Linked DNA regions of Mus musculus: all the other regions are linked to region 1. A link is a loop called in an ENCODE intact Hi-C map of the cell type or tissue named here. Cell type or tissue: gastrocnemius. All regions are shown on one strand.

What was found. A loop is a pair of places that touch in the nucleus more often than their neighbours do. Peaks named below come from ENCODE experiments on the same cell type or tissue, not always from the same donor. Only the 100,000 strongest peaks of a DNase experiment are listed, where the experiment ranks them.
Region 2: it touches region 1 in a loop (10-fold over the local background); 29 of 42 quality-filtered maps call a loop at or near these places.
Region 3: it touches region 1 in a loop (2.9-fold over the local background); 12 of 42 quality-filtered maps call a loop at or near these places.

The regions. Positions count from the first base shown.
Region 1 is chr4:148,425,137-148,433,136 of GRCm38, reverse strand. No RefSeq gene overlaps it. Among named protein-coding and RNA genes, the nearest start is that of Ubiad1, 16 kb to the left of the region's middle. In gastrocnemius, CTCF peaks have their summits at 3,206 (motif pointing right) and 6,179 (motif pointing right); DNase peaks (open chromatin) are centred at 1,561, 3,215 and 5,800; H3K27ac peaks cover 310 bases.
Region 2 is chr4:148,166,933-148,174,932 of GRCm38, reverse strand. No RefSeq gene overlaps it. Among named protein-coding and RNA genes, the nearest start is that of Fbxo2, 10 kb to the right of the region's middle. In gastrocnemius, CTCF peaks have their summits at 6,447 (motif pointing left) and 7,680 (motif pointing right); DNase peaks (open chromatin) are centred at 2,442, 3,923, 6,447, 7,690 and 2 more places; H3K4me3 peaks cover 254 bases.
Region 3 is chr4:148,099,030-148,107,029 of GRCm38, reverse strand. It overlaps Draxin (dorsal inhibitory axon guidance protein), which reads left to right. Exons shown (of 7, transcript NM_027426.3): 7 at 4,448-8,000. The coding sequence ends at 4,560. Among named protein-coding and RNA genes, the nearest start is that of Agtrap, 15 kb to the right of the region's middle. In gastrocnemius, a CTCF peak has its summit at 4,834; a DNase peak (open chromatin) is centred at 4,768; H3K4me3 peaks cover 752 bases; H3K27ac peaks cover 779 bases.

The DNA.
Region 1 (8,000 bases):
TCCAATTCCAGGCCCCTCGGGATCTTCGCCTGCCTGTAGGGTTGCTCACTGGGGATTCCTCAGTCTCGGGGGGGGGGGGTGAGTGGGGAACAGAAGTCAGGGATTTTAGCTAGGTCTTCAGTCCTTACCAGTTGTAAGGTTGCCTCTCTGCTATCTGATGCTGGGGTTCAGGCCTGGAATTCACCCTGAACCTTGAAGGGTTCAGAATGCTCCCACCGACAGGCACCATGGGCCCGTGGGGGATGCTGGTTCCTGCCCCCTATTTTCTACTCAGTCAACTGTTCTTTTCTGTGGTCTCCCTGTTCACCTCTGCTGCTCAAACCTGCCCTCCTTCCATACGTTTGCTGAACCCTCACACAGGGCCCCACCTAGAAGACCTTGGAAGCTCGGGGCTGGCCTGCTGTGGAGGGGAACGAACCATGAACCCACCATATGCCATCTTACTTCCTGTGTTAATAACCAACCACACTCACACTGGAACCTAGCCCTAACCTCAGACTAAGACAGTAATGACCTTGGTGAAGGTTGCCATGCTACAGGAGATACACAGGAAAGAGATTACAGTTCAGAACAAGGAGGCAGAAGCCCTGGCCATTCTTCACGGGCTGGACTTGAACTTGGACACCTTGTTTGCCTTGGAGAGACTCTGTGTGGAGACAGAGGACTTAGGTTTCAGAAGTACCTTTGACAGCATATGAAATGTAGAATGAATGGAGATATAGTTAGAAGCCAGCAACATTTCTAAGTGTGTGCACCCACACATATGCGTGTGTGTGTGTGTGTGTTACATGGGTAACAGCTGTAGCAGACATTTTATAGGTTCTCAATGTGGGAACCATATTTTGAAGGTGATATTAACAAACCGGATCTTGCCCCAGATGCATTTGGAAGAAAGATGAAGGCACACAAGACCACACTGGCCTGGAAAGGAGACCCAAGAGAGTTGTCTTGGGGAAGAAGGACTGGGCCAGGCATGTGGTATTCAAAGAGCAAAACCAGGACGTGCAGATAGGAGTTGCATGACCCGATGTAACAGCTCTTGTGTTAAAGAAACCTCTGTAGCTGTGAGTGGAAACAGAAGTTGGAGTGTTCGGAGCATCAACATGGGGGGTGAGTTTGTCGTAACTAAAGAGAAAAGCTGGTTCCTTGGCAAGAACGCTGAAGCAAAGAGTCACACCACAGAGAGGTTGACGGAGACAACTGGGCAGCCCTGGAGTCTTCTCACCCTGTGATTTGGCTGGTTCTGATAAAGAGTTGCTCTATGGACCTGCCCGTGAGGGTTGGAACCAGAGGGTACAAGAAACATGTCGACAGTTCAGCTTCTAAGTGTCATCACAGCTGCGACGACTGATACCCTCTTCCCATTTTGTTTGCCTTCCAAAAATTACATACAGATGCACACCCAGACACATCCCGTGCAGTTGACTTCACCCTCAATGGCCCTGGAAGGGAGGTGGCTGACAGCTGTTCTCCTCTGTGCCCACTGCTAATGGACTGTCAGCCTCTTTCATTACTGGCTACAGACCACGAAGGCTGGTGTAAGAGTGCCTCTGGCGAGACCTGGACTCTTGTGGTAGCCAGCTGACACTTGTGATCTGCCAGGACAGCAGAGGGTGGTGAAGCCCAGTGAGGCCCTGCCTGGGGGCCTGGCAATCACTGGACCCAGGCGGAGCTCATCAGCAGGGGCCGGCAGCTGTAACTGTGAGATGCTCTCCTACTTCCCAAGATGTAGAAGCACTAGAGGAGCCAGGGAACGTCTTGGTCACATGCTCCTGACCAAACTGTGTGTGTGGTGGGTAACAGGAAATTGCTCTGGGCTCTGTGGTAATTAAGGCATGCCCCAAAGTCCGCACTCCATGCTCCCGCCATACCCTTGCTTCTGTATTTCCCACCACAGCTTAGAATCGCCACCACAGTTAGAGCTAGAGTCATGGATAACAAGACAGCTCCAGTGTGTGTTCTGTGTCCGTTTGTTAGCGTGTTTAGTGTCAGTGTCCCCCAACAGGTGGCTGGTAGACAGGCAAGTAAGACTGTATTTCAGCACCTGCCCAGCACTAGCACAACTGACCACAGTGTGTTTCAACAACTGGCCATGGAGCACAGGCTTGCGAGTGGCTAGACCCTATGGGACAGGTTTACTGACCACACTGACATGCGTACCACATAGCTGGCTGACCCGCAGCAGTAAGGACAGGTGAATTCCACCCAGGGTTGGAAGTGGAAGGGGAAAATGACAGTAACTCTGAAGATCTCTTAAGGTCTAGCTCATGTTTCCGGAAACCTGTAAATAATTAAGGTGTTGGATAAATGACTGAGGGAATGTCGGGGATAACGATGGCATTTATTGCAAGCTCCCTGTGTGCCAAGCCTTGTTCTGGAGCTTACATATATTGTTTTAATGTTCCTAACAGCTCCATGAATAGGTTATTGAGGGCTATTTTTTCATGAGACAAAGACTAGAGTAAAGGGAGAAGATTAATTGTCCAAGTCACCCATCATTCAAACCTTAGTCTGTGCCCATGTGAATTCTCTCCCACGGCCTCTTGTCCTGTCTCCGCTTACCTCACAGTGTCTTGCTCACATGAGGACTCCAGCCACGGGTTCGTCCTTGCTGAGTGTGAGGTGTGAGGAAGGTATCGTAGGACTGATGGGTGGCCGAGGCCATGGAGGGCTGGACTCCCACGTGTCCTTCCCATGGCCACAATGCTATGAAGTTTCCCTAATGTGGGAGTGACTGGGCCAGCACCTGCAGGCCAAGAAGGTAGCTCCCCTCAGCGTGAGCCAGCCACCTTCCTCAGGGCATTCCAAGATAGGCAAGAGGCGGCCCGAGACCATGTGGAAGAGATGAGGAGAGAGGAAACACCAGGGCCCCTTAGGAGCTGCCTCCCGTCTCAAGACTGGCCTATAGCGTTTCTGTCTTCAAAGTGAGGTCCTCTGCCTTGGGCCTCCAGTTGCTCAATGGTGAGAGGAGAGGTAAGTCTACATTACTGTGGAGGTGGGAATGGGATCAAGGTTTCAAGTCAGAGCCTGCCAGGCTTTGATGACTGCTCAAGTCAGCTGGAAAGGAAGACCCATTCTCAAGTTAAATGTGGGCTCACGCCCACCCGTCCCTCCCTCCCTCCATCTGCCATCTTTTCTCACCTGGCCACTGAAACAGAGGGTCCCTAGAAACAGTCCAGATGCTTTGCCTGGTAAGAATGCAACCAGCCACCAGGGGGCGTCGGAGAGAAACTCCAGTCCACCTTCACAGGGATCAGGCTCTGCTTGACTTGTGAGAGTTCCTTGGGTATAGGCAGTGAGGAGAGAGGCCCCTTTGGGTGAGTGTGCTTCTATTAGGGAAAGGGGATGGACAAAGTCAGCCATGGAACAGCAAGAAGTGTAGCTCGCTGAGGGCGGAGATCAGCTGCAGATTGGAGCCAATCAGGAGGGGCTTCTGGGAGGAGATGACAATGGACTGAGCTCAGGGTTCTTAGGAGAAGTTAGCCAGGAGAGGTGCTGGTGACGTGGCCTACCTGTCCTCACAGCTGGAGGGTCGTCGCCACCCCCCTCACCCCCCGCCCTGCCTGCTGCTGAGACCATCCAGGGCACTTTTCCTTCAGTCTCTTCTGGTCACATAGCCAGACGACTGTAGCGTTGAGGCAGATGTGCCAAAGGTGCCCTTCTCAGTGCCAAGGTCAAAGCCGACTGAGGAGTGACTGATACCTTGCTGAGAAACAGTCAGAAGGAGACGGTAGCACATTTAATCAGCCCAGGCTGCCGGTGCTAAATCCAGATGAATGGCCTTGAACGATGAGGCCCAAGGAGAGCATTGCCAGAAGCAAGCTCCTGAGCCTGCATCTACCGAGGACGAGGGCTTCATCCCTGCTGTCCCTGGCTTTCTGCTACTTTGTTAGGCCTCTCGAATGGTTGCTATACGCTGGCATCAACACTCAGTTCTCTGTAGCAACCAAGGACAACCTATTCAGAGCCTTTCTTACAGAAGAGAGCCAAGCTTATTCTGGGGCCCGCTAGGAGCAATGGCGGGTAGAGAGGCTGCCTGACCTGCAGAGGGCCTTCTGGTGGGTACCTCCTAGGTTCAAGGCCACATCTTGGAGTACAGTCTGAGTTCAACAAGGCAAGGCTATCTGTAGAACGCCCAAGTCCGTTTTACCAAAGTTGTTAGCATTTCTTTAACCATGCATGTGCATATGTACAGATAGATCTGTGAGACCATTTGGATGTGCACGTCCCCCTCACTCTGTACTGGGACAGTGTCCCAGGTATTCAGAAAGCATCACAAATTCTTGGCACCCGGTGCAATGAGCTCCACCTTGTAGAACAATCTCAATTACCAGATAAGCAGTCTCCACGCTGCTCTGGGGAGGATGAAAAGAAACCACAGGGGCTGTGAGCAAATGATAGCCCAGAGCAGCTCCAGGCAGAGGCAAGGGGGATACAGTTGTTCTTTAGCCTGTCAGTTCAGGGCTGCGCCTGGCTGAATGCAAGGCCTGGCTGCTCTGCTGAGAAGAGTCTTTCCTCCCTGAAGAGAAACTGCAGCAGGAGAAGGATGAAGGCAAAGATAGGCAAATCCCTCAAGCGGGGCAGAACCCTAAGAATCTCTGCCTCAGGCCGTGTGGTAGATGCCGTGGAGCTATGAGGAAAGCCCCTGCCTCCTCAGGAGGACCTGTCTCCTAGAGGAAGCTAGGCCCCACTCTGGGACCCTACTGCCGGCTCCCGGAGTTGGGGGCATGGACCTCTCTTGTTGGTAAAGCAGTAGTGGCCTGTCACATGACCCAGTCATGAGAGCCACGGTAGCCAGGATTTGGGAGAACACTTGGGTCTCTCACCGAGTCCCCTTGTGTCCTGAGTTGATTATGGAATTTGAGTCGAGATATTCTGAGGGATCAGGCGATTCTGTCAAGGTCATTTAGCCACCATTGGGGGCCCCACGTAAAAGCTGGTTTTCTCCTGGACCCCAAATTCAGCACTTCCGGGGTTAAAGCCATCCTCTATGTCACTGCTCCGCTCTCTTTTGAAGGCAGGAGAGGAGGCATTGTTTGGTTTTTAAATATAAATCTCATTTTTCGCTTTACACGTTGAAAGAGCCACAGCTGCCTCTTTTGCCATTATCCCTCCCAGTCCCCACCCCCTTCATCTCCCCTCTCCTCCCTAACCCTGTCCCCAGTTCCCCTCAGCACACCTTTGCTCTCTGGCACCCAGGCAGCTTCCCAAGCTAGCTGCTCTGGGTGTTAGAGGACAGGAGGCAGAGTCAGGGCATAGGAACCCACGAGAGAAGGGGTGGGGGCTTCTCTTTGAGAGATGGATGATTTAGTAGTCACTGGCTTTATGTGGCTGCCCAGCAAGTCACCTCAGCCATCTCTGAGATCTGGAGCCAGCTTTAGACTGCAGCAGCCATGGGTGGAGACACCCATGGGAGTGAGTGCATGCTGACACATCTCACCCTCTGGCTCTCAATTCTTCTACCCTGTCACCTGGATTGGGTCCATACAAGCTGATTGTCACATTTGAGCAACGCCATGACCCAGTTTCCTAATGAGGAGAGTGAGGCTCTTCCAGCAGGGTTAGTACCTTGCTGACTGTGCCCTCAGATTCAGAACCCAAGAGCACAGCACCAGTGACAGAGCTGGGCTTTGGAACTGGGCCTTTAACTCCTTGCCCAGTGCTCTTCCCACTCTGCTCGGTGGCATGGGCCAGCATCTCTTCTGTATACTGTCATAGCCTCCAGAAGGCTGGAGGGGCCCCCCAGGACTCGTCTGAAACCAGGGATCAGCTCCAAACACAGCCAAGAGGCCAACATGCTCTGCCTCACAAGGCAACAGTGGCTTGAGATGGCTCCCCGGGCGAAGATAGGCGCCAACAAGCGAGGAGCCACCGATTGCACCGATTGGGAGATAATCTCCCTGAGAAATGATGGGGACCAGTTGCTTTGGCAGCTGCAGGGCTGCATCTGAGCCCCAGTGCTGGTGTGTGTGTGTGTACCACCCCCAGATCCACACCGCTATTGGCTTGTTGCAGAAACAGATGTTCTCAATTCTCTTTGTCCCTAATAGGCACTTAAATGCTGGAGGGGGAGCCAGCAATGGGGACAGAAATCATGTGACTATTTCAGGCTTTTTTTTTTTTTTAAAGATTATTTATTATTAATCCAAGTACACTGTAGCTGTCTTCAGATACACCAGAAGAGGGCATCAGATCCCATTACGGATGGTTGTGAGCCACCATGTGGTTGCTGGGATTTGAACTTAGGACCTTTGGAAGAACAGTTGGTGCTCTTAACCACTGAGCCATCTGTCCAGCCCCTATTTCAGGCTTTTTCTGGAAGGGTAGGCTTCTGCAAGACTTGGGGTCTGGGAGTGGGTGTGTCAGAGGATCAGCCCCCACCCTGAGTGCTTCTGGGAAAATCCTGGGAAAGCTACCATAGTAACAGTGGGCATTGGGTGCTGAGGACAACTTCTTAGAGGAGCTGCCTTCAACCTGTCATCGGGACTGGCCCCAAAGCTGAAGTCACAGGGAGGGAATGCTGGGACTTCTGGCCTCCTGCCTCCCAGACTCGAGAGGATTGGAAGGGGTCAAGGGCTGGTGAGACTGATGTCTTTTGTTCCATTCTCACTTGATCCTTACCTGTCTGTCCATCCATCTAGTGTGCACACATCACCCATGCATCTACTGAGAACATCCAGTATCTGGCAGCAGCATGCAGGTTTGCAGGTAAAACATTTCCCGAAAAAGGCTTTGCACCCCTTTTGCCTGCTGAGCCATGGCCATGATTTAATGGGAGCTTGGAGCCTTTCCTGCCCCTGAACAGCTCTGCATCAACCTGCCTCAGTGCCCTGAGCTCCACAATCCATCAGCCTTGAGAATGGAAGGTACCCCATTTCCCAGAGGTCCATGCTAAGATACTGGCATGCAACCGAGGAGATTCTCAAAGAGAAAAAACAAAAAACAAAAAACCACTACCACTGTGTCACGGTAGAGAGCAGAGGGTCAGGCCTGGACACTCAGTGAACAGGTTCCGGTGGGAGAAAAACGAGAAGCATCCACCCCATAGATGTTGCTTTGGGAGGGAAGATCTGAGGATGTCCCAGGAGCAATGGGGACTTACAGGGGTGGGAGGAGAGGGGTATCTCGTGGGGTGACCCAAAGCATGACCCACGCATTATTGGATGGTTTGCTTTTTGCCTGGAGACCCTCGAGGTAAGCAGAGACCTGTCTAAGAACAATCCAGCACAAGGGAGAGTTGGGGGAAGATTTTTATTATGCTCTACTGACCTGCAAAAGTGGGATGCTCAGAAATGGACCGACCTCTGTCACCACAAGCCCTGCCCCTGCAGATGTCAATGGGGCAGAGTAACAGGGGCAGAGGCTGCAGCTGTTTGGTTACCTTCCAGACCCCTGCAGCCTGCACTGTCTGTTGTCTTCCCCACCGGGCAGAGGACTGGTTACAGATGAGCTCAGGCCCCACTAGGGGCTGCCAAGGGCAGAAAGTAACCTGGTCCACCAGGACAGTTTTTATTTTGTTTTGCTTCAAGATAGGAGCTCACAGTGTAGCTCTAGCTGGCTAGATCTAGAAACATAGCTCAGGTTGATTGCTCTTGAACTTTCAGCAATCCTCCTGCCTCTGTTTCCAGAGAACTGGGATGACAGGTGCAACCATACCTGGCCAGTTTGCAAAAGAACCTAGTCACTGGGCCGGGGGCTGGGAGACTCTGTTCCTCTGTGTCCCTCATCTGATGGATGTTAGGAAGGTAATTAACTGACTGGGGAGGTGTCCAACAGGCAGAGACACCCTTGGTAACCCCTGACTACTTAATATTCAGAGCCCATGTTACCCTCTCATAGCAGAGAGTTTCTGGTGGTGGTGGGGGGAGAAATCCCATTGTGAAGTACATTAAAATTCACCTTAAATGATTTCCATAAAGACAATTATTATTATCGGTGATAATTCTCAGTGGCTGCCTGGTCTACTAAGTGCCAGACTTGTAGTGGGGGCTGGGGATGTT
Region 2 (8,000 bases), 260 kb after region 1:
TTCTGGCAAGTTCATCTACCCTGTGGTGGAGACATTCCTTCCCCTGTATTAGAGTCAACATCTTCAGGGCTTCAATGCAGACTAATGATCAGCAGGGCTCTGAGAGTCCTCCAGAGAGCCAGCATCGGATTGGAAGTGCCAAGACATCCAGCCGCGTGGACTGAACAACTACCGGATTCTCGGCCGGCCTTTTAATCAGGAGGCAGAGTTGTTGAGCTACCCAGAGCACAGCTTATAACGCAGCCTAATCCGTTCCCCTTCACTCTAGATGCCGATCCTATCAGTTCTGCGCCTGTAGGGGACTCTGACTAATATGCCAAGTTTGCTTTAGTTGGCCACTTGGAGTGACAAATGTTTCTGTCATTTGTAGCTGCCAGGGTGGCAATCCAAGATTTTATTTAGCATCACTGGGAGCGGGGTCAGGAAGCCGAGGCCCAGAGAGATGGAGCTCGGTGCCCCAGGTCACACAGCTTATAGATTCAGCGATTCCGAGTGGGAAGCGCTTGCTCAGAGCCAACGTGCTCAATCTGGGCTTCCCGGGGAGGGAGAGGGATGAGGAGGCGTTTCTAGCAAGGCCCGGAGGACAGGGACGGAAAGGTACCAGGTTGCCATGGTTACCTGCTCACTGTGTGGCCTCAGACAGACAACCTGGCCTCTCTGAGCCTCCGGCTGGGAACAAAGCATTTCGCCCCAGCTGAGCACAGGAGACCGCTGCAGCAAGAAAGTGGGCTATCCCTCGCTCCCTCCCTGGGCCCCTGCCAGCAGCCGAAGCCCCTAAGGCTGTCGGACCCCCTCTCCACCAATACACACTCCACCTGGTTTTAAACATCTCTCAAAGCTTCGATTCAATTTGGGAGAACTCCGCAGCTCTGCAGTGCAGAATTCATCAGCCGAGGAGGCTGCTTTCGGGGAATAATTCATTTTTCTGGTGTCGGCGAGCAGAGTAATTGGTCCGGGGGCTGGCGCTCCCTCCCTCCGGCGCTCCCTCCCCGGGATGGTCTGATTTCAAACGCAGCCCGATACTGTTAGGTCAAAGGCTCTGCAATAAATAGGAGGGGGCTTCTGCCTCATAGATTGGATTATTCCACTCGCTGGTGACGAGCAAGAGGATTTAATTCCCCTGGAAACGCCAGCGAGAAAATCATTTTCCCCGCCCGATTCCCTCTTTCTTGTTTTCCTTTTTTTTTTTTTTTTCTTCCCTGAGGTATCTGTCTTTAAGAAGCTTTGAGGGTCTCCGGACTCGATTGTCCTCCTCACACACAGCCCACTGTCTGAAGCCATCTCCTCCCACATTCAATCACCATCTAAGGACAGAAGAAAATCCACGAGCGTCCCTGTCCCACCATAGAACACTAATGGGTCAGGAAGGGCCAGGGAGCCCATGTCCCCTAACATGGAAGTTCTTTGTCCCTGTTCAGAGGCTAAGGGTCCACTCGCCTTCTCCTCCAGGAAGCCCTCCCTGACTGGCCATCCAAACTAAAGAGACTGTTCCCTCACAGCTCCTTCACTGTTCCACACCTGTCTATGACAGAGGTGATGAGTCACAGAGTGGGCAATTTCCCCCTTTCCAAAAAAAAGTCTGTCTCTCACACTGTCTGAGCTTCCAGGATGAGGCCCCTTTGGGTCACTGTTGTCTCCTGGAAGCATAACAAGGTGTCTGGCATACAGAAGGGGCTTAATAAGAGCTTGGGTGCAGGTGCATCCCCCCAGGCCAGGCCCAGTGTAGGAAGCACTGTTGGGTTCAGGAAACCCCTTGGGCTCTGCACGATTCCCCCCTGCTCTGCGGGACTGGCATCCACAGGGTCCAGCACCCTGCTGTGTGCTGTGTGACACAGATCCAGGCTGTCCCTCTCTGAGCCTCCAGATGGAATGACCTAGTGCATTGCAACCAGAGATGAACGGTGCTTAGCACACCGGGCACACAGCTGCGACACATCCTGGACTTCACACTGCACTTCAGGGACATTTTTGTTGTGTTCGGAAAATACCAATGACTCAGAGATCAAAGTCAATGAAGCTGTGCTCTCCGATGGATAGGGTACTGGGCTTCCCACAGAGTGGAAGGAGAGGGGAGCCACGCATCCCACTGACCAGCACAGTGTGTCTGCCACAGCCTCCCATCTGCCGAAAACAGGGCTTCATCCATCTATAAGACATGTACCGGGCTGGTGAGATGGCTCAGTGGGTAAGAGCACCCGACTGCTCTTCCAATGGTCCGGAGTTCATATCCCAGCAACCACATGGTGACTCACAACCATCCGTAACGAGATCTGACTCCCTCTTCTGGAGTGTCTGAAGACAGCTACAGTGTACTTACATATAATAAATAAATAAATAAATCTTTTAAAAAAATGTACCACAGCCCTGAGGGAAGGATATGTACCTTGGGGGGCCCTGGACCCCTGTGGCTCTACAGGGTACAGTGTGAGGGGGAGTGGGGTAGGGGGAACTCTTTGAACACCAGCTTCTTTCTGTACACTCAGGGTGACAAAGGTTAGCACTCTGGGAGGGCTGTGTAGGGAAGTGGACAGCAACTCAGACAGGTAGTATGGGAAACCCATGAGTGGGGACAGCTCCTTCCCCACCCCATTCTCCTCCTGCAGCCCACAGTGTGTGGTGTGCCCTGGGCAGGTTAGCCTGAGCAACATCAGGGCAGGACCCTCAGGATCCAGATTGCACCTTTATTTCTATAAAGAGAAGCGGCAAATCCAGGGGAGACCCTAGTGTGTCAGTTTGCAAACCCCCACTCCTTTTCTTCCCTCTGTGCTGGGGGTGAAACCCAGAGCCCCCCCCCCATATGTTGGACAAGTGTTCTATCTCTGACCTGTATCACCAGTCCTCTTTTCATTTCTTATTTTTGAGACTGAGTTTGCCTAATTGCCCTCATTCTCTAGCCCAGGCTAGAGATGAACTCACTCTGTAGCCCAGGCTGGCCTAGAACTTTCTATTCTCTTGTCTCGGCTTTCCCAGTAGCTGAGATTACAGGCCTAAACTAAATGTGTGTTCTTGTCCCTAGACATGTGTGTCTCCTGACTCCTGGAAGAAAAGGAAAGAAGGGGAGTCAGGGGAGAGGAGGAGGTTGACCCCACATTCACTGATGGGAGGTGGCCCAAAAAGCAGAGAAAGGTCCCAGGTGGCCTGGGATGGAGGTGATCAGGTGGCTTGGCCTCAGGAGGCAAAGGCAGGATACACATTTGGAAATGGGGGACTCCACAGAGCTCCCCATCTGACCACATCACCGCATGGCTGCTTCCACCATCCTCACACCCCCTTCCCCACCCAGACAGTTCTTCCTAATATCTCCCTGAATCTCTCCTGCTGCTGTGTCAGCACAGACCTGAGCTGAAGCACCCTAGTTGTCTGCCGAGCTGACAGCAGCTTTAACTCAGCGAGATAATCCTACCAGCAATTAATTGGCTTTTGTTGGAGGAGACTGAATACCATCTTGTCTTAATCTCCTGCATTATTCTCCCTGCTCAGCAGAGTCAACACAAGATTAGGTTTAATTTGGGGGAAGGGGGGGGGGGACAGTGGACTCACTAGGAGATGAAATAGGATCTGTCTGGGTATCCTAAGCTTTCTTCAGCCGAGGGGGCTTGAAGAAGGCCCAGGGCTCTGCTGGGGTGCAGGAGCACCCCAGATCTAAAGACCACCTCCAACCCCCTGTAGGTTCAGGCCTGAACCTAAACCAAGCATGGTGGTACACACCTGCAATTCCAGGACCAAAGAGCAGAGGCAGGAGAAGCAGACATTCAATGTCAGCCTCAGGCCAGCCTGGGATACTTGAAAGTCTGTGTCAAAACAACAAAAGACAAGTTGCATGGAGAGACCCCAAGGCTGAGCCTCTTCAAAGACCCTGGGGATGGGCACTGAGCCCTCAGCAAGGAGCCTGGTTGGGCTTTGGATTCAAATCTCAGGTCTGAGGCCGCCAAGCTGAGAACCGCCTTGATGATGCTGCCATCTGGTGGTCACAAGAGGAACTGCCCCTTGCTCCCTTCTCAAATCTATTTACAAGACAAATTAGAAAAGAAAGAGAATCTGGAAAGATAGATCTGAGACTAAGAGCACTGATTGTTCTTCCAGAGGATCTGGGTTCAGTTCTCAGCATCCACATTGTGGCTCACAACCATCTGTAACTCCAGCTCTAGGGCATCCAATGCCCTCTTTGGGTCTTCTTTGACATACATACATGCAGGCAAAACACCCATACACATTAATTAAAAAGCGATCTTTCCATTACAAAGCTGCTAAACAGAGATAATCACCAGGAAAATACAAGAAAATCCATTTACATCCTATGACACCTTAATTAAAACTGTCTTGGCACCCCTGGTGCTCATTCAATCTGCCTGGGGGTATGACCCATGCTAGAACCCTGAAGTCACCTTCCATGTCATGTCCATTTCAGCCCCCAGCTCATCCTTGCTCTGGCTCCAGTAGGATCCCATGTCTGATCCTGAACCGTAATGACTTAGCTCATCCCTGAGCTGGAAGCCACTTCCGATATCCTCATGAGCAACCAGCCTCTCCCACCTATGACTAGTTAACAGCTCCTACAATAGTGGAGGAGACAAGTCTCTGGGCTTGTCTGTGAGAGGTTTCTTGATTGGGTTAAATGAGGTGGATAGATCCACCCTGAATGTGGGATGGCGGCGCCATTCCACAGCCTGGGGGTCCTGATGGGAAGAAAAGGAGAAGGCAAGCAAAGCAGGGCGCCCTGCCTGAGGACGCAGCTCTCCCTGAAACGGCTGGTGAGCAGGTAGGATGAACCTGGGCTCTTCTGGAGAGGCGGGTTGGAGACAGGGTTTCTCTGGGTAACAGAACCCTGGCTGTCCTGGGCTCGCTTTGTAGAGCAGGCTGGCCCGGAACTCACAGCGATCTGCCTGCCTCTGCCTCCCGGGTGTTGCTGAGGTTCAAGGCGAGCGCCACCACCCAGCCTGAACGTGAGCTCTTAACAATGAAAACCAGCACAGGAGTCCTCAGCCTGAGCCTGTTGCCGCTGCAAGACACTGCGGTGACCACACCGTCGTCACTGCTACCGTCCGGTCACCCAGTGTTCTCTGGAAATGTGGTTCCACGGGCAAGTCTGTAAACTGCTGCTATCTAATCCCCGGTTCCCAGAAACTTCCTGTCCCTAGCGGAAGCTCATGTCACACCATGTAGCACAGTGCGCAGCGCGTCCTGGGGAGACTCTCTGGGTTAGCATCTGCATCTCTAAGCTCACGGCAAGCGGCAAGCTGTGTCCCCACTGCTCCAGGCATGCTGGCTGCATTCCTGCTGTAGGTAGGTTCATTCCCAGCCCAGGGCCTTTGCTTTGGCTGCCCGTGTGGTGGTGTTGTCCCAGACCTCTGTATAGCTGGGGCCTCCTCATCGTCTTCAAAGGTCCCTTCACAGAGATCCTTCCTGATGCCCTTGGCCGAGCAACCCGGTCACCCTCAGTACTCCTTTGTTGGCGCTGCTGTGGAGACCAGGTCCCTGAGTAGCTGGCTAGAATCCCACTTCTATGAAGGACTAGAGGACTGTGTGACCTCAGGGAAATTGCCTGCCTTGTCTATGCTTTGTCTCACTCGAAAGAAAGAAAGAAAGAAAGAAAGAAAGAAAGAAAGAAAGAAAGAAAGAAAGAAAGAAAGAAAGAAAGAAAGAAAGAAAGGAAGGAAGGAAGGAAGGAAGGAAGAAAGGAAGAAAGAAAGAAAGAAAGAAAGAAAGAAAGAAAGAAAGAAAGAAAGAAAGAAAGAAAGAGAAAGGGAGAGAGAGGGAAGGAGGGAGGGAGGGAAGGGGAGAGAGAGAGAGAGAGAGAGAACAGGGACTGGAGAGATGGCTCAGCACCTAAGAGCACTTGCTGTTCTTTTCAGAGGACTCGTTCAGTTTCCAGAACCCACACCAGGAGGCTCACAACGAATGGTAACGTCCACTCCAAGGGATAGGGTGCTCTCCTCGGGCATCCGCACCCATGTGGCTACACACAGAGAGACATATGCACATACACATATACATACAAGAAATAAAAATTGATATTTAAGATAGTTTTTATCCTTTCTTGCTACTATATTTGATTTGGGGTTTTCTGGGGGAGAGGGTTGTGGTTTTCTGTTTTGTTTTGTTTTGTTTTGAGACCGGGTCTTATTGTGTAACTATGGCTGGCCTAGAGCTCACTATGTAGAGACCACATTGGTCTTAAACTCATGGAGATCCACCTGCCTCTGCCTCCAGCACAGTTCTTAATGGGCGCCCACTGAGTAGGGAGAGTGTCACCTCATGTTGGCCGCTGGCTTCATTTGATTGTTTGTTAGTCATGTTTCTCCCTCTACAGTGTGAACGCCAGCAGAGGCTGACTAACTGTGATCTCTTCCTGACATGTAGTAGGAAGTCACATTCAACTCATATTCAGTAGCAATGCATATTCAACTTGTTGCCCTAAGAGAGAGAGAGAGCCCTTGGCTGCCACCTGCTGGCTGACACGTGGAATTTTCCTTGAGGAACGCTGACCTCAGCTCCTCCTCGATGCCTCCAGGGTGGTGGGCTCAGCCCAGTTGAGGGTTAAGAATGAACGTGGGGGCTGGTGAGATGGCTCAGTGGGTAAGAGCACCCGACTGCTCTTCCAAGGTCCAGAGTTCAAATCCCAGCAACCACATGGTGGCTCACAACCATCCGTAACGAGATCTGACTCCCTCTTCTGGAGTGTCTGAAGACAGCTACAATGTACTTACATATAATAAATAAATAAACCTTAAAAAAAAAAAAAAAGAATGAACGTGGATCACAGTACCCCAATGCAGACTGACTGTATTGCTATGTTGATTCCGGGTGCCACTTGCCATCTTATTCTGTTTCATGTTAGGGAAGGGTGGTGACAATCCCTGTTCACATCTGAGTGGACAACAAGCACCCACTGGGATGCCCAAGAACTCACACTTCACCTCCCTGAGCAACACAACCTCCTGACCGCCACGTCTCTGTCAACCAGATGGTCTCCCAGAACTACTGAATTTAACTGTCACGCCACACTTCAGCCAACTCCTTGGGTCTCTTAGGTGGGTTCCTGACCCTTGAGAAGCCTTTTTCTTTCTTTTATTTTTTTTTTTTAATTTTTTTGGCCTGAAAGGACAGCCTCAGTGCTCTGGGCTCCCTCTTCTGAGCCAGGTAGGCTCCACACACATATTGCAGTCCTTTGCCCTAAAGCTCTACCTTACCTAACATTCATTACAACCCAAGCTCACGAGTTTATGCTCCCTTCCATTACGCTAGGCCCGAGGCCACCAGTCGCTCCTCTTATGATTAGCAATTAAGGTGGGTGGGACCTTGCCCTCCCCTCAGACTCGGAGTCCCCTTAGAAAGGACTGGGGTGAACGGGGGAGCTGGGGAGTTTGGAGTGGAGATGGCGTGGAGGTTAAGAGCACTTGCTGTTCTCCCAGAGGAGCCACATTCAAATCCCAGCACTATGTCAGGCTCACAACCACCTAGAATTCCAAAGGCAGGCGATCTGATGCTTTTTCTTTTATGGGCACCAGAACGGGTCACACACACACACACACACACACACACACACACACACACACACACACACACACACACGTAGTCCCGGAAGACCCAAGACAGAGACTTAGAAGCAATTAGACAGAAGGGTCAAGGAACTAAGGCAAGTCCCAGCTCAGGCGGCTGTCCCACCTCACCAGCAGGTGGCACCAAACCACAGACTAAAAGATGAAGGCAGAGCTGGGGGTGGGGGGGGGGGGTCACAGTGGCTCTATTAGGACAACAGTGACAAGACCTCTCCTCACCCCCAGTCAGCCATGGAGCATTCTGGGAAGGAGCTGAGATGCCAGAAAGCAAGTAGCCTAACCTACAGCCTAACACACCCTCCCCACGGCCTACCCCAAGCATGGCACAGAAAGGCAGCTTGTAGATAAAACCAATCCTGGCCCAGCCAGGAAGGCTAGCATAAAGCAGGGATGAATAAAAAGAGTAGCCAAGATTATTCTTCTCTGTGTGTGTGTACGCGC
Region 3 (8,000 bases), 330 kb after region 1:
ACAGTGACACCTGGCTTGGAAAAAAACAAACTAGGACTAGCAATTGGTTGGGCATGTAAAGGGCTTGCCCTGCCAGCCTGATGACCTGTATTCAATGCCTGGAATCTGTATAAAGGTGGAAGGAGAGAGCCAAGCAAAGTTGTCTTTTGCCCTTCACCTGCACAGTGCACACACAGACGCACATCAATAAACAAAAATAAATGAAAATGAACCAAAAAAGGAAGAAAGGGGAGAGGGAAAGAGGGAGAGGAGAGAGAGAGAGAGAGAGAGAGAGAGAGAGAGAGAGAGAGAGAGAGAGAGAGAGAGAGAAAGCAATGATGCCATTGATCTGTAATTCAGACTGAGGCAGGAGGATAACGAGTTTGAAGCCTTCCTCTGCAACTTAGCATAACTCTGCTTCAGGAAAAAAAAAAATTTGGAGATAAAATCTCTCAGGCGTCAGAGGCAGGTGGATCTCTGTGTTCAAGGCCAGCCTGGTATACATATTAAGATCCAGTTTCTAAATGAATACATAAATTGCTGAAGGTGTAGTTCAGTGGTAGAGCTCTTTCTTGGAAGGCCTCGAGTTCAATCCCCTACCCATATGAAAGGCAGAGCCAGGGATGGGGAGATGGCTCCGTGATTAAGAGCCCTTGCTGCTGTTGCAGAGGACCCAGGTTCAGTTCCTCACAGCAATATAGCAGCTCACTACCATCCAACACTCCAGTTCCAGGGGATCTAGTGTCCTCTTCTGACCTTCAGACACCAAACAATTATGTTGGTACGCATACATACAAGCAGACAAAACAATCAAACTCAAAATAAATCTTTGTTTGTTTGTTTGTCTGAGACAGGGTTTTATGGTATAATAGCCCAGGCTGGTCTGGGTTTGCTTTGTAGACCAGGCTAGCCTTGAACTAACAGAGATCCTTTTCCCTCTGCCTCCTGAGTGCTGGGATTAAAGGTATGTGCTGTCGCTGGCTGACTTCAAAATAAATCTTAAAGAAAATTTTTAAATAGAGAAGGATGAAGGAAATAAGTGGAAAAATAATTCTAATTGCATCTTCGGAGAATCTTCAGACTGACACAAAAGTAGCCATAGTATCATTGAGTACCTGGTTCCCACCAGTGAGATTCATTAAAGACCAACGTGGCCATCCTGAATGGGGCTGTCACTGCCACAGGCTTCCCCTGTTTCAATCGGATCTTTATTTATTTATACAGTATTTATTTCGGCACGCAGCTCTGAGAGATAAGCACCCTTTTAAATACAAGGTATCAGAATGGACAAGCCAACCAAATTCAGCCTGCATTCCAGGCTCTGAGAGCACAACCCTTCCCCAGCTGGTCTGTGAACCTGAGCCCCGCTCCAAGTCTAGTTCACAGCCTCAGAAGAGCCCCGTGCCATCTCCATTCCTGAGGTCCATTCCAGTGAAGTGAGATAACAAGAAAACAAATCCATAGATAAGCTGTCCCTGGAGCCAGGCACGGTGGCACAGGCCTGTGATCTCAGCATCCAGACGTAGAGACAGGAGACTCATAGCTTCAAGGTCATCTTCAACCAGCTATGGAATATCACCCAGGGCAGCCTAGGCTATAGAGGGCCCTGTGTCCATCCCAACTACACTACACCCACCCCCAAAAAGAAAAAGAGAAAAGAAAGGTCCTTGGAATGTCATAAGGTCTGTAAAGGCTGCTTTTTCCTAGAAGGTTAGTAGGTAGAGAAGAAGGATAAAGGAAGTTTCCAGAAGAGCCACACTGTGTTGCCCTTGTTTAGATTTTGTTTGATTAGTGATCGGAAGTAATGCCCACACTTATACAGAGAAGTCACATGGTCTAGCCGCTGTGTTTAAAAGATAGCTCTGGTAAGCTAGGTATAGTGACAAGGCTCACTATAGCTTACCTAGCATACCCTAGGCCCTGAGTTCTGTTGCTGGTGAAAATTTGGTGTACGTACAATCTAAGCTTGGGAGGTAGAAGAACGGTTGGGAGTGGTTGGGATATCAAACTCCATTCTCAGTCGGCCAGCCTTGGAGGCATGAGACCCTGTGTCCCCCCCCCCCCAAAAGCTATCTCTGATTGCAGAACTGGGGACAGTTGAGGACAGGGAATAGGCTGGACGAGTGAAAAGATGTAAGATGCTGTTGCCTGTGTCCAGAGCACCGGCCACTTCGCAGAGCGGCAGACAGGGGCACAGTATATAGGTGAGCCACTGAGGCCTTGGTGTTGGCCTGGTAAGGGGGCTGTGGGAGGCTCTCACGGGGAAAGCCTCCTCCTGTGGGCCTCAGATGGCAAGCTGCTCACACTGCTTGCTTTCTAGGGATCCTCCAGGTGTCTGCATCCAGAGCCTAATTGTGTCTTCCTGTACTGATTAGTTTCACCCAAATTCCTACTTCTTCCTGGAGACTCAGATTCCAGGAACAAAGGGGAGAGTGGAAGCTATGATTTGGATAGCTCATTAAACATTAAACATGGCCAGAAAGTAAGGGGGTTCACCCAAGATGCCACTCAGGAAGGACCTGAGAGGGACCAGAGCAGGCCAGGCCAGCAGAGTCTGGAAGCTCCTAATGGCTTCTGTCACCGCCTAACATTCCTGCTTCTACAACTGGCCCTCTACTGTCACTTTGGCCAAGTGCTGGGCCTTGGGGCTGGGGATCTGGCTTAGCTAGCAGAGCGCTTGTCTAGCTGCAGAAAGAATTGGGTCACTCACTCAGCACCACATAAAACTAAGCTTGGTGGAGCACTCCTGTGATCTCAGTGCCTTAGAGATGGACATAAGAGGATCATGAGGGCCAAGGCTATCCTCAGCTACAAAGCAAGTGGAAGGCCAGCCTGGGTTACATGAGACCTTGTCTTCAAACCGTAACAAATTCTAGCCTTCCAATCACAAACTTCCCAGCAGCCCCTTTGCCCTCCAGCTTGAAACAGAGGTATCCTCTCACTCTGAGGTCATTCTGACCCTGAAATGCAGGGGTTTCTTGGGCCACAGAGAACATCTCCTTTCATGTTATCAGGGGGATGGGACCTACTATGATCTTAAATGAAAAAAAAAAAATATCTACTCACATCTCAGGTAGACTAAAGCCCCGATAAACAGAGCCACGGGCAAGATACCTACCCACTGGTGTCAGCAGGTTCACACTTAATTAGGTGACATCATGTGTTTGTGTGTATGACGGATGAGCCTGTGTGGTGTGTGTTTGAGGTATTTGTGTGTGATGTATGTGTGTGTTTGTATACGAGTGTAGAGGTGCATGTGCCAGGCTCATGTGTGGAGACAGAGGACAATCCTACGTGTCAGCCCCTGCCTTCTACCTTGCTAGAGACAGGGTCACTCGTTTGCTGCTATGTATGCCTTTTTTTGTTTGTTTGTTTGTTTGTTTGTTTTTTTAAAGATTTATTTATTATATGTAAGTACACTGTAGCTGTCCTCAGATACTCCAGAAGAGGGCATCAGATTTCATTACGGATGGTTGTGAGCCACCATGTGGTTGCTGGGATTTGAACTCAGGACCTTCAGAAGAGCAGTCGGCACTCTTAACCACTGAGCCATCTCACCAGCCCCCTGTTTGTTTGTTTTTGTTTGCTTGTTCTTCCCCGAAGACAGGGTTTCTCTGTGTAGCCCTGGCTATCTTGGAACTCACTCTGTACACCAGGCTGGCCTTGAACTCAGAGATCTGCCTGCCTTGGATTAAAGGTGTGCACCACCACCGCCTGGCTGTGGGTGCTGTCTGGCCAAGCAATCCCATCTTGCCGTAGAAGCTTTGTAGTCCCTTGCAGATGCACTACAGAGTCTGGCTTTTTACAGGAGTTCTTGGGATCTGAACATGGGTCCCTAATGTTGGCAGGGCAATCAGTTTACTGCCTAGGCCATCTCCCCATATGGTGAGAGATTTTATCTCTTGATTCCTGGGCCTAGGGCTTTCTAAGCAAGTACTCTATACCTGGCCTACAGCTTCAGTCTTTCATTTGTTCGTTTAATCTTTTGGATTTTTTTTTTTTGAGACAGGGTTTCACTGTATAGTTGGCTAGCCTGGAACTTACTCTGTACACCAGGCTGGCCTCAGAATCAGTGATCCATCTGCCTCTGCCTCCCAAATGCTGGGACTAAAGAATGGGCCACTATGCTCAACTTTTTCCACCTAAATTTATGAGGTTGTGTGTAGTTCAGCGATGAGTGTGCTCTTAATATCCACAAGCCCCACATTCAACATTTAAGTTTTGTTTTTGTTTTGCTTTGAGTCTGCTATGTAGTCCTGGTCAGCCTCAGGCTAGATTCAAACCTGCTGCTTCAGCCTCCTTAGTGTTAGGATACTGTACAGGCCTGTGTGACCAGCCCAGTTTCTTAAGTCTTTTCAGGCTCGTGTGTATGGGGGCTGTTGGATGAGAAGCCTGGGAAGGCTGGAGGGGAAGAAAAAAGAGGAGACTGTCACCCTCGGTTCTGACTTCCTTGCCTTCTTCCACTCAGGGCTGCGTTGCTATGCCAAATTCCACCGGAACCGCAGGGTCACTCGGAGGAAGGGGCGCTGCGTGGAACCGGAGACAGCCAACGGGGACCAGGGATCTTTCATCAACATCTAGTGCCCTAGTGGTGCCTCCCCACCGGCCCGGGGTCTGAGCCAGGGAGGTTTAGGACAAACAGGACCGTGTTAGTAACTAGCTCAGCTTGGGCTGAGTAGGGAACCAATGGCTGAGGCAGCAGGTGTACGCCCAGTACACTCAACCACAAGCTGGAGAGCGGTTTAGCAGAGAGCAGTGCGCCAGAGCCCGCCCGCCCGCAGTCCGGGGTGGGACCCCCACCTGCTCCCTGATTCTGCTCGACTCGGCGGTGGCTTTGTGTAGCGCACCCTCTTCTGCTCGACACCAGCATTGCAGCAGTTTCAATTGGCGAAAACAAGAGGCTTCCTTGACTGAAAAGGGTTGGAAAGAGAGGGGACAACTGACAGTCCTGGATCTGGAATGCTATGTCGCAGGCAAACGCCAAGCGCCACATGTATTTTTACTGAATTTCCACAGAGACCGTGGTAAGAGACCACTGACCCGCACCTGAGGTGCGCGATCCCACGTTCAGAGTCCCACGTCATCCATGATCCTCCAGTTTTGGCCACAGAGACTAGACTTGACCTGTTCTCAGGCTTTTCCCAAGAGAGACTTATGTCTTTTTTGATGGACTGAGTCTCACTCTTTGGCCAAGCTGGCAACTCAGACAATCCTCCTGCCTCAGTCTTCCAAATGCTGGAATTATAGGCATGGGTCAGCATATTTGGCAGGTGTATCTTCCTTAAAAACAAGACATTAGGGCTGGGGATGTGGCTACGTTTGTAACATGCTTGCCTGGAATGCATGAATCCTGCCCAGGCTGGACTTCTTCTGATTAGTGAGTGTGAGGCCAGACCACAGCAGACTGCATCTCAAGCAAAACAAAGTAAGCTGTTTGCCTCACCTGCGCGAGGCCCTGGGCTTGCTCCCATTCCGTTTCCCCCTCCTCCCACTTCTTTCCCTCAGCTCCTACACAGGGCACCTGTTTTCAAGTGAAGAATAATCCCCATGGCTGGGTCCTTGCATGTGACAGGTGCTAATCATCATCATGAATAGGAGAAACAGTAACGTTGCTCTGCTCCTATGCTTATCCATAGCCCAGATCATCCAGTCCTGAGACGCCACGTCACTCCCTCCTCAGTGGTCCTCAGTCTCTGCTCTGCTGCAAAGGCATGCACACACGTCCCCACATGCTCGCCAGACATACTGTGTAATGACTCTCACCCTCCATCCCTGACACTCCATCCTTCACATCAGCAGCGATGCCCCCTTGGAAAGTGGGGCCACCTCTGAGTCTGGGGTACAGCGTGAAGCACCCCTACAGGCTAGAACCGTGACGACAAGCCCACGCTTACCGGCACTACTCAGGACATGTCTCAGCGGATCTGAGATCCCTGCGCCTGGCATCTCCGTCCTGATCAACTTTTGCGAAGGACAAAAGCCTTCCCAGGACAAGCCCTCCCCAGCCTGGACCTCACCCGTGGGATGCCAGGGCTGTTTACTGCTTTGGGATAACCAGTCTGGTCCAGGGTCAGGCTCCAAGGAAAGCTGGCAGATCGAGAAGAAATCAAATATGCTTGTTCTTCTTTCCAAGCTGGGTCTGATAGGCCTGGGGAGTGGGCGGGGTGGGGGCGGGGCCAGGAGTCGGAAGGATCAAGGCCAAGGTGGGAAAGCAAGTCCTAATACAGATTTCTTTTCCTTTTTTGTAGTACCAGAGCCTTGCACGGTCCAGGCAAGTGCTCGACTACTGAGTTACGTGCTAACTTGGTCTGGGCTTCAAAGTCTCCAAAGCTCCCCCAGGGAGCTGCCTTGGTCCCCTGTCTTCTCACCTGCTGCAGTAAAGAGCCTGTTCTTCCAACTCACTTTGCTGACCTTAGGGAAGTTACTTAAGGTCTCTGTCCCTTGACTTTTCATGTCTGGTTCTTACCAGGTGTTTAGTACAGTGTCTGGCCCATAACACACACACACACACACACACACACACACACACACACGCACGCACGCACACACGCACACACGCGCACATGCACACACACCTAGAGTGCCAGCTAACAAACGTCAACGGGCCTTTTCTTCCACAGTGATCCATCATATAGCTAGTGATTTTTCTAAAAATTGATGTCTCACTACACAGTCCTAGCTGATCTGAAATTCATAACGTAGACCAGCTTGGCTTGGCCTGGGACTCACAGGGATCTGCCTGCCTCTGCCTCTGCCTTTCCTGTCCTGGGATTAAAGGTGTGCATCTCCAGGCACAGTTCAGGATGCTTTCTCTTTCTCTGGTTTCTCCAAAGTGCATTAATCCCAGCACTCGGGTGGCAGAGGTAGGTGAATCTCTGTGAGTTCAAAGCACGGCTGGTCTACATAGAGAGTTCCGGGACAGCCAGGGCTATGTAGAGAGATCCTGCCTCAAAAAACAAAACAACAAAACAAAAACCAAACTAACAACAACAAAAACCAAAGTGTACGGCACAGAGCAAAGCCACTTTGCTGGGGACACATTTGGATTCCCGGCTGAGGCAGGGCTGGAAGAGCTTGTGGCTATGCAGGATCAGGTTTGTGTGTGTGTAAAAGGGGGTCCTGGTGGAGGACTGAGCAGGATGAGGAGAGGTTAATAGCTGCCTAGACAGGCCACCTGAGCTGATGCCTCAAGAACACTCTGACAGATCTCCATTGTCCCCAGACAGGGACTATTTGTCTGGGTTTTGTCTGATGATGCAAAGGGGTTGTTCTCACAGTTGGTGGAAAAGGGCTGAGGGTCCTGTGACCTGAGACTCAAACTTCAAAGGAAAATGACAGCTTTGCCTGCCCTTTGAGGAGGTCGAGTTCCAAGACCTCACCCCTTCTCCTGCTAAGGAGCTTCATTGAGTCCTTCTCCAAGCCTCCTCGGGTCCTCTCCAGGCTCCTCCTACCACTGCCTACAGTGAACCTATGGAGCCTACAAGGACCATGTTTAGAAACTAAGGAACCAGGAGTCCTGGGTGCCAGAAAAGTGGAGTCTGGAGAGGCCAACAGCCGAGGCTCCCTTTTGAGGGGTCTTGGGTCTGGACTCCATTAATTCTGGCCCTCCATGACAGCCTTCATGCTCACAGGCCACAGGGAGTATGTGATTACTGTAGGCCACGGCAGTTGTGAAGACACAGAAAATGGGAGGCCAGGTTAAGCCGGCTGCGTACAGAACAAGGTGTTTATACTGCAGGGAATGAGGTTTCCAAATCTCAAGGAAGAGCAGACATGGGACAGATCCATGGCCAAGCCTCCTCTTGTTGCCAAGTCATCTGGTAGAATCACAGAGCCTCCCTTCAACTTTCCCTAGTCTACATCTGCAGGTACCAATAAGACCATCTACATAACCTGCAAGAAACATGTTTAAAAAGCAAAAGATCAGGAGCCCTGGCTGCCAGGAATGCGGGTTCTACCCCTTACCTACTGAAGCACAGTCACAAGGGTGTCCCCTTCCCCACTCCCAGCATCTGGCTTCT